Regions from separate parts of the Homo sapiens genome. Here region 2 is linked to region 1. A link is an interaction called in ENCODE POLR2A ChIA-PET data of the cell type or tissue named here. Cell type or tissue: A673. All regions are shown on one strand. Each heading gives the region's core, and the rest is flanking DNA. Links, peaks and the distances in the headings are about the cores only. Region 1 overlaps TAF12 (TATA-box binding protein associated factor 12). Region 2 has its middle 27 kb from the start of SESN2.

Region 1 (5,377 bases), core at 79-5,078:
GCAAAAATTAGCCAGACACGGTGCAGGGGGTGGGGGGGGGGGGGGCGCCTGTAATCCCTTGGGAGGCCAAGGCATGAGAATGGCTTGAACCCAGGAGGTGGAGGTTGCAGTGAGCCGAGATTGCGCCACTGCACTCCAGCCTGGGTGACAGAGCAAGACTCTGTCTCAAAAAAAACCCTAAAAAGCTGGTCACAAAAAAAACACATATTGTACGATTACATTTATATGAAATGTCCAGAATAGGCAAACCCATAGACAGAAAGTAGATTAGTTGTTGCCTATGGCCAGGGCATGTAGGAGAGGAATAGAGACTGGCTGCTAATGGGTATACGGTTTCTTTTACGGGATACAAAAATGATCTAAAATTACATTGTGGTGATGGTTGCCAACCCTGATTATATTAAAAAAAAAACCCACAGAATTATACACTTTAAATCAGTGATTTGTGTGAAATGTGAATGATTTAAATAAAGACTTTAAAAAAAAAAAATGAGGAGGCTCACGAAATGGTCTCCAAGAGAAATTGTTCAATGAATGAAAGCAAAACATAGAATGGGAGAATATTTTGTTATTGTTTATTGAAACACATGTATTGCCGGATGCGGTGGTTCATGCCTACAATCCCGGCACTTTGGGAGGCCAAGGCAGGCGGATCACCTGAGGTTGGGAGTTCGAGACCAGCCTGACCAACATGGAGAAACCCCCTCTCTACTAGTAATACAAAATTAACCAGGCGCGTTGGCGGGCGCCTGTAATCCCAGCTATTTGGGAGGCTGAGGCAGGAGAATCGCTTGCATGGAGAGGCAGAGGTTGCAATGAGCCAAGATTGCACCACTGCACTCTAGCTGGGGTGACAGAGCAAGACTCCGTCTCAAATAAATAAATGAATAAAACACACATACACAGACATACAGTTGTAAATTCATAAATTATTCCTGGCAAGATACATAAGAAACTGATAACAGAGGGAGGTGGGGGAATGGTGGTATCTGGGTGGCCTATGGGACCAAGAACGTCTTATTTTTCACTGTACACCCTAAATCCTGTATTATGTGCATATGTTACCTATGGAAAAAATTAAGATAAACTACTATTTGAATTTTTTTCTCTGCAGAAATAGATCATACTCACCCTTTTCTTCCTGTTTTTTGTTTCTGAGACACAGTCTCACTCTGTCACCCAGGCTGGAATACAGTGGCCATGATTTTGGCTCACTGCAACCTTGGCCTCCCGGGTTCAAGCAATTTTCCTGCCTCAGCCTGAGCATCTGGGATTACAGGCACGTACTACCACGCCTGGCTAATTTTTTTGTATTATTAGTAGAGATGGAGTTTTCCCATGTTGGCCAGGCTGGTCTCGAACTTCCAACCTCAAGTGATCCACCCACCTCGGCCTCCCATAGTGCTGGGATTACAGGCGTGAGCCACTGCAACAGGCCTTGGGTTTTTTGTTTGTTTGTTTGCAGAGATAGGTCTTGCTGTTGCCCAGGCTGGAGTGCAGTGGTGAAATCACAGCTCACTGCACCCCCAAAATCCTAGGCTCAAGCAATAATCTTGCATCAGCCTCTTGAGTAGCTGGGGCTACAAGTGCAAACCACACCTGGCTAATTTTTCTATTTTTTTTTAAAACACGGTGTCTTGCTATGTTGCCCAGGATGGCCCTGAACTCTTTGCCTCTATCAGTCTTCTCCCCTCAGCTTCCCAAATAGCTGGGGTTATATGTGCAAGGCACCGCACCCAACTCTAACCTGTTTATTTTTTAGAGATGGGTCTTACTTTGTGGCCCAGGCTGGAGTGCAGTGGTGCAATCAGAGCTCACTACAGCCTCAACCAGCTGGACTCAAGCTATCCTCCCACCTCAGCTTCCTCAGAAGCTGGAACTACAGGCATGCACCACCATGCCCAGCTCATTTTATATTTTTTATTTTTTGTAGAGAGAAAGTCTCACCATGTTGCCCAGGCTGCTCTCAAACTCTTGGGCTCAAGCGATCCTCCTGCCTCAGCCTCCCAAAGTGCTGGGATTATAGGCACAAGCCTCCATGCCCAGCCTATCTCACATTTATACAAAAATAAGTTCAGGGCCAGGTACAGTGGCTCACGCCTGTAATTTCAGCACTTTGGAGGCCGAGGCGGGCAGATCATGAGGTCAGGAGTTCGAGACCAGCCTGACCAACATGGTGAAACCCGTCTCTACTAAAAATATAAAAATTAGCTGGGCGTGGTGGCGTGCGCCTGTAATCTAAGCTACTCGAGGCTGAGGCAGGAGAATCGCTTGAACCCGGGAGGCGGAGGTTGCAGTGAGCTGAGATCACGCCACTGCACTCCAGCCTAGGTGACAGAGTGAGACGCTGTCTCAAAAAAAAAAAAATTCAAAACTGATCATATACCTAATGTAAAAATATACAACTTCTTGAAGAAAACAGGAGAAAACCTTCATGACTTCGGGTTAGTCAGAGTTCTTAGATACAATATCAAAAGCACAATCCACAAAAGAAAAGAATTGATAAAGTGGACTTAATCAAAATGTAAAACTTCTGCTCTGCAAAAGACAATAAGAAGATAAGTTGGGCCAGGCGTGGTGGCTCACACCTGTAATCCCAGAACTTTGGGAGGCCGACGTGGGCAGATCACAAGGTCAGGAGTTCCAGACCAACCTGGCCAAGATGGTGAAACCCTGTCTCTACTAAAAACACAAAAAAATTAGCAGGGCATAGTGGTGGGTGCCTATAATCCCAGCTACTCGGGAGGCTGAGGCAGAGAAGTACTTGAACCCGGGAGGCGGAGGTTGCAGTGAGCTGAGACCGTGCCACTGCACTCCATCCTGGGTGATAGAGTGAGACTCCGTCTCCAAAAAAAAAAAAAAAAAAAAAGATATGTCATAGATTAGGAGAAAATATGTATAAATCACATATCCAACAAATGACTTGTATCCAGCACATATAAAGAAATTTCAGTGCAAAGGCTTGTGGGGGAGGAAAAAATTTTTTTTTTCAAAATTCAACAATAAGAAAATAACAACCCAATTTAGAAAATGGGCAGACTCGGCCAGGCATGGTGGCTCACGCCTGTAATCCCAGCCCTTTGGGAGGCCGAGGCAGGCAGATCACCTGAGGTCAGGAGTTTGAGACCAGCCTGGCCAACATATAGTGAAGCCCCGTCTCTACTAAAAAATACAAAAACTAGCTGGGTGTGTTGGCACACACCTATAGTCCTAGCTACTTGGGAAGCTGAGGCAGGAGAATCACCGAAACCTGGGAGGCGGAGGTTACAGTGAGCTGAGATTGCACCACTGTACTCCAGCCTGGGCAACAGAACAAGACTCCTTCTCTCCAAAAAAAAAGAAAATGGGCAGACTGGGCATGATGGCTCATGCATGTAATCCCAGTACTTTGGGAGGCCAAGGCAGGAGGACTGCTTAAGCTAAGGAGTTTGAGACAAGGCTAGGTAACATAATGAGACCCTGGCTCTTTATTTATTTATTTTAAAGGGCAAAAGATCTGAGCAGACCCTTCATCAAAGATAAACAAATGGCAAATAGGCACATGAAAAGATGCTCAATATCATTTGTCACCAGGAAAATGCAAATTTTAAAAAACATGATATACCTATATAAAATAGCTAAAATTTAAAAACAAAAACAAGTGCTGGAGAGGATACAAAGGAACTGAAACCCTCATACATTGCTGGTGTGAATGTAAAATGGTATAGTTTTTCTTGAAGACAGTTTGGTAGTTTCTTCTAAAGTTAAATGTATGCTTATATGACTCAGCAATCCCACTCCTAGGTACTTACTGTAGAGAAATGAAAACTTACATTCACACAAAAATCTGTTCATAAATATTTATAGCAACATCATTCACAACTACCAAAAACCGAAAACAATCCACATGTCCTTCAAATGGTGAATAAACAAATTATGGTATATCCATTCAATGGAATACTCAGAAATAGAAAGGAAAGGCCAGGTACAGTGGCTCACATCTGCAATCCCAGCAATTTGGGAGGCCAAGGCAGGTGGATCACCTGAGGTCAGGAGTTTGAGACCAGCCTGGCCAACATGGTGAAACGCTCTCTACTAAAAATACAAAAATTAGCCTGGCATGGTGGCATGTGCCTGTAATCCCAGCTACTCGGGAGGCTGAGGCAGGAGAATCGCTTGAACCTGGGAGGCGGAGGTTGCAGTGAGCCAAGATTACGCCATTGCATCTACTCGGGAGGCTGAGGTAAGAGAATTGCTTCAACCCGGGAGGCGGAGGTTGCAGTGTGCAGAGATCGCACCATTGCACTCCAGCCTGGGCAGCAGAGTAAGACTCTGTCTCAACAATAACAACAACAAAAAAAAGACTACTGACGCATGCAACAACACAGATGAATCTCAAATGTATCATACTAAGTGAAAAAGGCAAGGCTCAAATGGCTGTATAATTCCATTTATAGGCCACTCTGGAAAAAAAAAGTTATAGGGATGGAAAACAGATCAGTGGTTGTTAAGGAGTCTGGGGCAGAGGAGCGTTTGACTACAAAGGAGCAGCATGATTAAATCTGTGGAGGTGGGGGGTGAAATTGTTCTGTATCTTGAGTGTTGTAGTGCTTACATGACAGTATATATTTGTCATATTCTATGAGTTATGACTGTACCCCATAATAATTTTATTGTATATAAATTTTAAAAAATATGTATTTTTTTGGTGGAGTTCCGCTTTGTTGCCCAAGCTGGAGTGCAATAGAACGATTTCAGCTCACTGCAACCTCCGCCTGCCAGGTACAAGCAATTCTCCTGTCTCAGCCTCCCAAGTAGCTCGGATTACAGGTATACACCACCATGCCCAGCTATTTTTTTTTTTATTTAGTACAGACGGGGTTTCACCATGTTAGACTGGTCGCGAACTCCTGACCTCAGGTGATCCACCTGCCTCGGCCTCCCAAAGTGCTGGGATTACAGGGCATGCACCTCCAAGCCCGGCCTACTTTTTTTTTTTTTTTTTTTTGAGACAGAATCTCACTCTGTTGCCCAGGCCAGAGTACAGGAGCCCAATCTTGGCTCACTGTAACCTCTGCCTCCCGGGTTCAAGCGATTCTACTGCCTCAGCCTCCAGAGTAGCTGGGATTACAGGCACGTGCCACCATGCTGGGCTAATTTTTGCATTTTTTAGTAGAGATGGCATTTCGTCATGTTGGCCAGGCTGGTCTTGAATTCCCGACCTCAGGTGATCCACCCGCCTCAGCCTCCCAAAGTGCTGGGATTACAGGCATGAGACACTGTATCCAACCGAAAATAAATTTTAAAAAGTAAAACAGGGCCAGGTGCAGTGGCTCATGCCTGTAATCCCAGCACTTTGGGAGGCTGAGGCGGGCAGATCACTTGAGGTCAGGAGTTC
Region 2 (5,377 bases), core at 318-5,317, 340 kb before region 1:
AACTCCTGAGCTCAAGTGATCCACGTGCCTCAGCCTCCCAAAGTGCTGGGATTACAGGCATGAGCCACTGCGCCCAGCCTATGTGGCATGCATTGAGTGTGACTGTTGCCAAATGTTTTCAAATTTAATCTCCCAATCTTCACAACAACCCTGTGAGGAAAGGGTCTGTTCCCATCCTATAGATGTGGAAATGGAACCTCAAATGAGAATCTGGGGAACACCAATTTAACAGACAGACCCAAATTCAAATTCCAGCTTTGACATTTAATGTCTGTCCGATCATGAGCAAGTTGCTTCAATACTCCCTCCTCAATTTCCTTATCTATGGGATGGAATTAATACCTAAGGTTACAAGAGGGTTGTGAGGATTAAATAATGCATAAAAACCACCTAGCACAGTTCAGGTACCTGGCATCTAGCATTCGCAAGCTGTTCAGGATTCAGAAATTTGCCCAAGCTCATGCGACTGAGGTAGAATTTGAATCCTTCTCATTCTGATTCCAGAGTTCTTTGTATTGCTTTTTTTTTTTTCTTTTTGAGATGGAGCTGGAGTGCATTGGTGTGATCTCGGTTCACAGCAACCTCCCCAGGTTCAAGTGATTCTCCTGCCCCAGCCTCCCCATGTTGCCAAGGGTGGTCTTGAACTCCTTTGCCATGTTACCGAGGGTGGTCTTGAACTCCTGGGCTCAAGCGATCTGCCCGCCTCAGCCTCCCAAAGTGCTGGGATTACAGGTATGAGCCACCATGCCCAACCCTGTATTGCATTATTTTTGTCTCCAAAGTGCCTAAATCCTCAATATGCATTTAAAAAAAAATAATGGCTGGGCACGGTGGCTTACGCCTGTAATCCCAGCACTTTGGGAGGCCAAGGCGGGTGGATCACGAGGTCAGGAGATCCAGACCATCCTGGCTAACACGGTGAAACCCCAACTGTACTGAAAATACAAAAAAAAAAAAAAAAAAAAAAAAAAAAAATTAGCCGGGCGTGGTGGCGGGCACCTGTAATCCCAGCTACCCAGTATTATTTAATCCTCACAACCCTCCTGTAACCTTAGGTATTAATTCCATCCCACAGATAAGGAAATTGAGGAGGGAGTATTGAAGCAACTTGCTCATGATCAGACTGATATTAAATGTCAAAGCTGGAATTTGAATTTGGGTCTGTCTGTTAAATTGGTGTTCCCCAGATTCTCATTTGAGGTTCCATTTCCACATCTATAGAATGGGAACAGACCCTTTCCTCACACGGTTGTTGCGAAGATTGCGAGATTAAATTTGAAAACATTTGGCAACAGTCACACTCAATGCATGCCACGTAGGCTGGACTACAGTCCCAGCCTGTAGGCAGGAGAATGGCGTGAACCCAGGAGGCGGAGCTTGCAGTGAGCCAAGATTGCGCCACTGCACTCCAGCCTGGGCGACAAAGGGAGACTCCTCTCAAAAAAAAGAAAAAAAAAATCATGTTTATTAGGCTGGACCTGATGGCTGACACCCATAATCCCAGCACTTTGGGAGGCCGAGGCAGGCGGATCATTTGAGGTCAGGAATTCAAAACCAGCCTGACCAACATGGTGAAACCCCGTCTCTACTCAAAATACAAAAATTAGCCAGGTGTCGTGGTGGGCGCCCGTAATCCCAGCGCCATTGCACTCCAGCCTGGGTGACAGAATGAAACTCTGTCTAATAAATAAATAAATATTTTTAAAATCATGTTAAATTTGCAAATGGAGTTGAAAACTCAGCTTCAGACTGGATCTAATGAATCTATTTTAGACTTCTGTAGCCTGCAACTCAAGACCTGTGCACATCTACCCAGGTTGGAATTTGCAGAAGGTTGTCGGTAGCTCAATTCTTTTTCTTTTTTTTTGTTTGCTTGTTTGTTTTTGTTTTTGTTTTTGTTTTTAGACAGAGTCACACTCTGTCGCGCAGGCTGGAGTGCAATGGTGCGATCTTGGCTCACTGCAACCTCTGCCTCCCAGGTTCAAGTGATTCTCCTGCCTTACCTCCTGAGTAGCTGGGATTACAGGCGCCCAACACTGCGCCCAGCTAATTCTTTTGTCTTTTGGAACCATGCTTGATTTGAGAACTGGTGAGAGTGAGTAGAAAAAGGAGCCGGGGCTGGGCATGGTGGCTCAAGCCTGTAATCCCAACACTTTGGGAAGCCAAGGCAGGTGGATCACCTGAGGTCAGGAATTTGAGACCAGCCTGACCAACATGGTGAAACCCTGTCTCTACCAAAAATTCAAAAATTAGCCGGATGTGGTGGTGCATGCCTGTAATCCCAGCTATTTCAGGAGGCTGAAAGAGGAGAATCGCTTGAACCTGCGAGGCAGAGGTTGCAGTGAGCCGGGATCGCGCCATTGCACTCCAGCCTGGGTAACAAGAGTGAAACTCCTTCTCTCCCCGACCAAAAAAAAAAAAGCCAAGTGAGTCTCCTCCAGCAGGTTGCAAACATTCACCAGAGCCCTAGAGCAGGTGGATTAGAGAAGTAGTTCACAGACTGTTTTGTGCCTTAGAATCTCATTAGAGAACCAGTGGTTGGAGGCAGAGCTCAGCAATCTGCATCTTTAATAGCTTCCTTGGTATGAGTTCTTTGAACAGATGTTATGGTTCTAATGTGTCACATGTCCTGGAGACTTAGCAGTGAAGGAGACAGACATGGTTCCTGCTTTCTTGGGATTTACTGTCAAGTGAAAGAGACAGACCTTAGACCGTTATGCAACTAATTATTTTTTATTTTTTTTTTTAATTTTTTTGAGATGGAGTCTCACTCTGTCAGCCAGGCTGGAGTGCAGTGGTGTGATCTTGGCTCACTGCAGCCTCCGTCTCCTGGGTTCAAGCGATTCTCCTGCTTCAGCCTCCTGAGTAGCTGGGATTACAGACATGCGCTACCATGCCTGGCTAATTTTTGTATTTTTAGTAGAGACGGGGTTTTACTATGTTGGCCAGGCTGGTCTCAAACTCCCGACCTCAGGTATCCACCTGCTTCAGCCTCCCAAAGTGCTGGGATTACAGGCGTGAACCACCATGCCTGGACAAATTATTTAAATTACAATTTTGATTGGCACCTCAAAGGGAAAATATGAGGTGCTGTGAGGGCATTCACCACCTAGCAGGAGAGCCTTTTCTTCCAAGGAAATATGTTGGACTTTTGCAGAAGCTCCAACACATCCAAGAACAGCAATTTCCCATGCACTGAAGCACCTTCTTGAAATCTCAGGGCTCCATGGAACAGAGTTCGAAAACTGCTCATTCATATTCCTCTGTAGTGGATGCTGTCATGTGCTACCCAGACTATGGCACTCGTTTTCCCACATCTCCCACTCCATCAAGTTGCTGAAGAATTTCAGCTGAGTCTCTCTCTGGCCACTATCCTGAGTTGAAGGGAGCCACTTAGCTCATGGTTACGCCTCCTTCCAGCAGTCTGCCTCCAATGACTGGTTGATGGGAGAGAAGAGTACAGAGGCCCGGACCCTCAGCCTCCATTTGAAACAACTCTGAAGGATTATCCCAGCTTTATTGTACCCCTTAGGATCAGATGAATCCTCCATTGCAGCAGCATTGCAGCCCAACTTCTGCCCAGTTATGCTTCTCACTGTCCTGTAATATGATTCCCCAGTAAACCCTCTGTAGGCAAATCTCCATCTCAGTCTCCTTAAAAGAGTACTTAAAACACTCTCTTATTACAGATGGTTAAAATAAGGACCAGAGTGGGGAAATGACCTACCTGAGGTCTCACAAGCCTGAACCTTCAGATCCTCTTCATAGTCTGTCACCACCCTGTGCCACAGTCCTACAACTTCCTGCTTTGACTTGCCCTGCCTGAGGCTAGAGGCAACAGCTGTAGTGGCCAGAATAGGTTCTCACTCCAATGGCTGGAGACCTTGGACAAGTCAATTCCCCTCTCTGGGGAGGTTAAGTATTGCCTGAGTTCAACATCTTCTCTCAAGTCTACCTCTGTGCAATGTGCCTGGTCCTGAGAAAAACCATGTCTCAGCTGGTGATGGCAGCAGAAATTCCTTCCGCCCATGTTTGAATCACCTCTGACCTCACAGTTGGATTATATTTGGAGTGGTGGTGGGGAGCTTTGAGTTCTGTCCCATTTCTGAGTTTCCAAACTCACATTTCAAGAAGGAACCTCTTTTCTTTTTCTTTCCCTTTTTTTTTTTTTTTTTTTTTTGAGACAGAGTCTTGCTCTGTCACCCAGACTGGAGTGCAGTGGCATGATCTCGGCTCACTGCAATCTCCGCCTCCCAGGTTCAAGCAATTCTCCTGCCTCAGCCTCCCGAGTAGCTAGGATTACAGGCGTGTGCCACCACGCCCGGCTAATTTTTGTATTTTTAGTAGAGACAGGGTTTCACCATGTTGGCCAGGCTGGTCTCGAATGCCTGACCTCGTGGTCCACCCACCTCGGCCTCCCAAAGTGCTGGAATTACAGGCATGAGCCACTGCGCCCAGCAGGAAGCTCTTTTCTTTGTTCATGCCAACATTATCAAGTACTTTATTGTGTCCCAGCCCCTGCTCATGCTGGCAGTACAGCAGTGAATAAGACAGACAGCTGTGGTCCTCATGGGCCTATAAACCCCAGTGGGAAAAATGAACATCACACAAATTCTTTTTTTTCTTTTTTTGAGATGAAGTCTCACTCTGTCACCTAGGCTTGAGGGCAGTGGCACAATCTCTTCTCACTGCAACCTCTGCCTCCTGGGTTCAAGCGATCCTCCCACCTCAGCCTCCTGAATAGCTGGGATTACAGGCGTGTGCCACCACGCCCGGCTAGCTTTTTGTATTTTTAGTAGAGGCAGGGTTTCACCATATTGGCCAGGTTGATCGTGACCTCAAGTGATCTGCCTGCCTTGGCCTCCCAGAGTGCTGGGATTACAGGCGTGAGCCACCACGTCCAGCTCGTCACACAAATTCTTGTGATAAGCCCTGGGGAAAGAAAGAGCACAGGGAGCTATGAGAAAGTACAGCCTACCCTGGACTTGAAGGATAAGAAAGGATCGGCCAAGGATGAGAGGGGAGAAAAGAGCATGGAGCAAAGATAACTTCTGGCAGAGGAAACAGCATGGGGAAAGGATTTGAAGCAGGAAGGAGAAGGCAGCCTTGTAGGGACAGAAGGAGCTGGGAGAACATAAGAAAGGCTGAGGCTGAGAAGAAAGCCCCAGGGCAGATCTAGCAGGACCTCACAGGGTACATCAGGAATTTTGGACTTTACCCTATGGGCAATGGGAAGTCTTCAAAGGAAATTTTGCTGTTTATTACAAAATAGTTTGTATTTATTAGAAGAAAGAGTGGAGAAAGTAGTAAGGCTTATTTAGGAACTTCTTTGTGCCAAGTAGCCCATGAAGTACATCACAGGCATGTTTTTCGTTTT

What was found. Peaks named below come from ENCODE experiments on the same cell type or tissue, not always from the same donor. Only the 100,000 strongest peaks of a DNase experiment are listed, where the experiment ranks them.
Region 2: POLR2A ChIA-PET joins it to region 1 with 11 read pairs; 7 of 35 experiments call an interaction of 5 or more read pairs at or near these places.

What each region holds. Positions count from the first base shown.
Region 1 is chr1:28,628,198-28,633,574 of GRCh38, forward strand. All of the region lies in intron 1 of TAF12 (TATA-box binding protein associated factor 12), which reads right to left. Among named protein-coding and RNA genes, the nearest start is that of TAF12, 12 kb to the right of the region's middle. In A673, for the core only: no CTCF peak of the experiment used is centred there; no DNase peak of the experiment used is centred there; H3K27ac peaks cover 804 bases.
Region 2 is chr1:28,283,736-28,289,112 of GRCh38, forward strand. No RefSeq gene overlaps it. Among named protein-coding and RNA genes, the nearest start is that of SESN2, 27 kb to the left of the region's middle. In A673, for the core only: no CTCF peak of the experiment used is centred there; no DNase peak of the experiment used is centred there.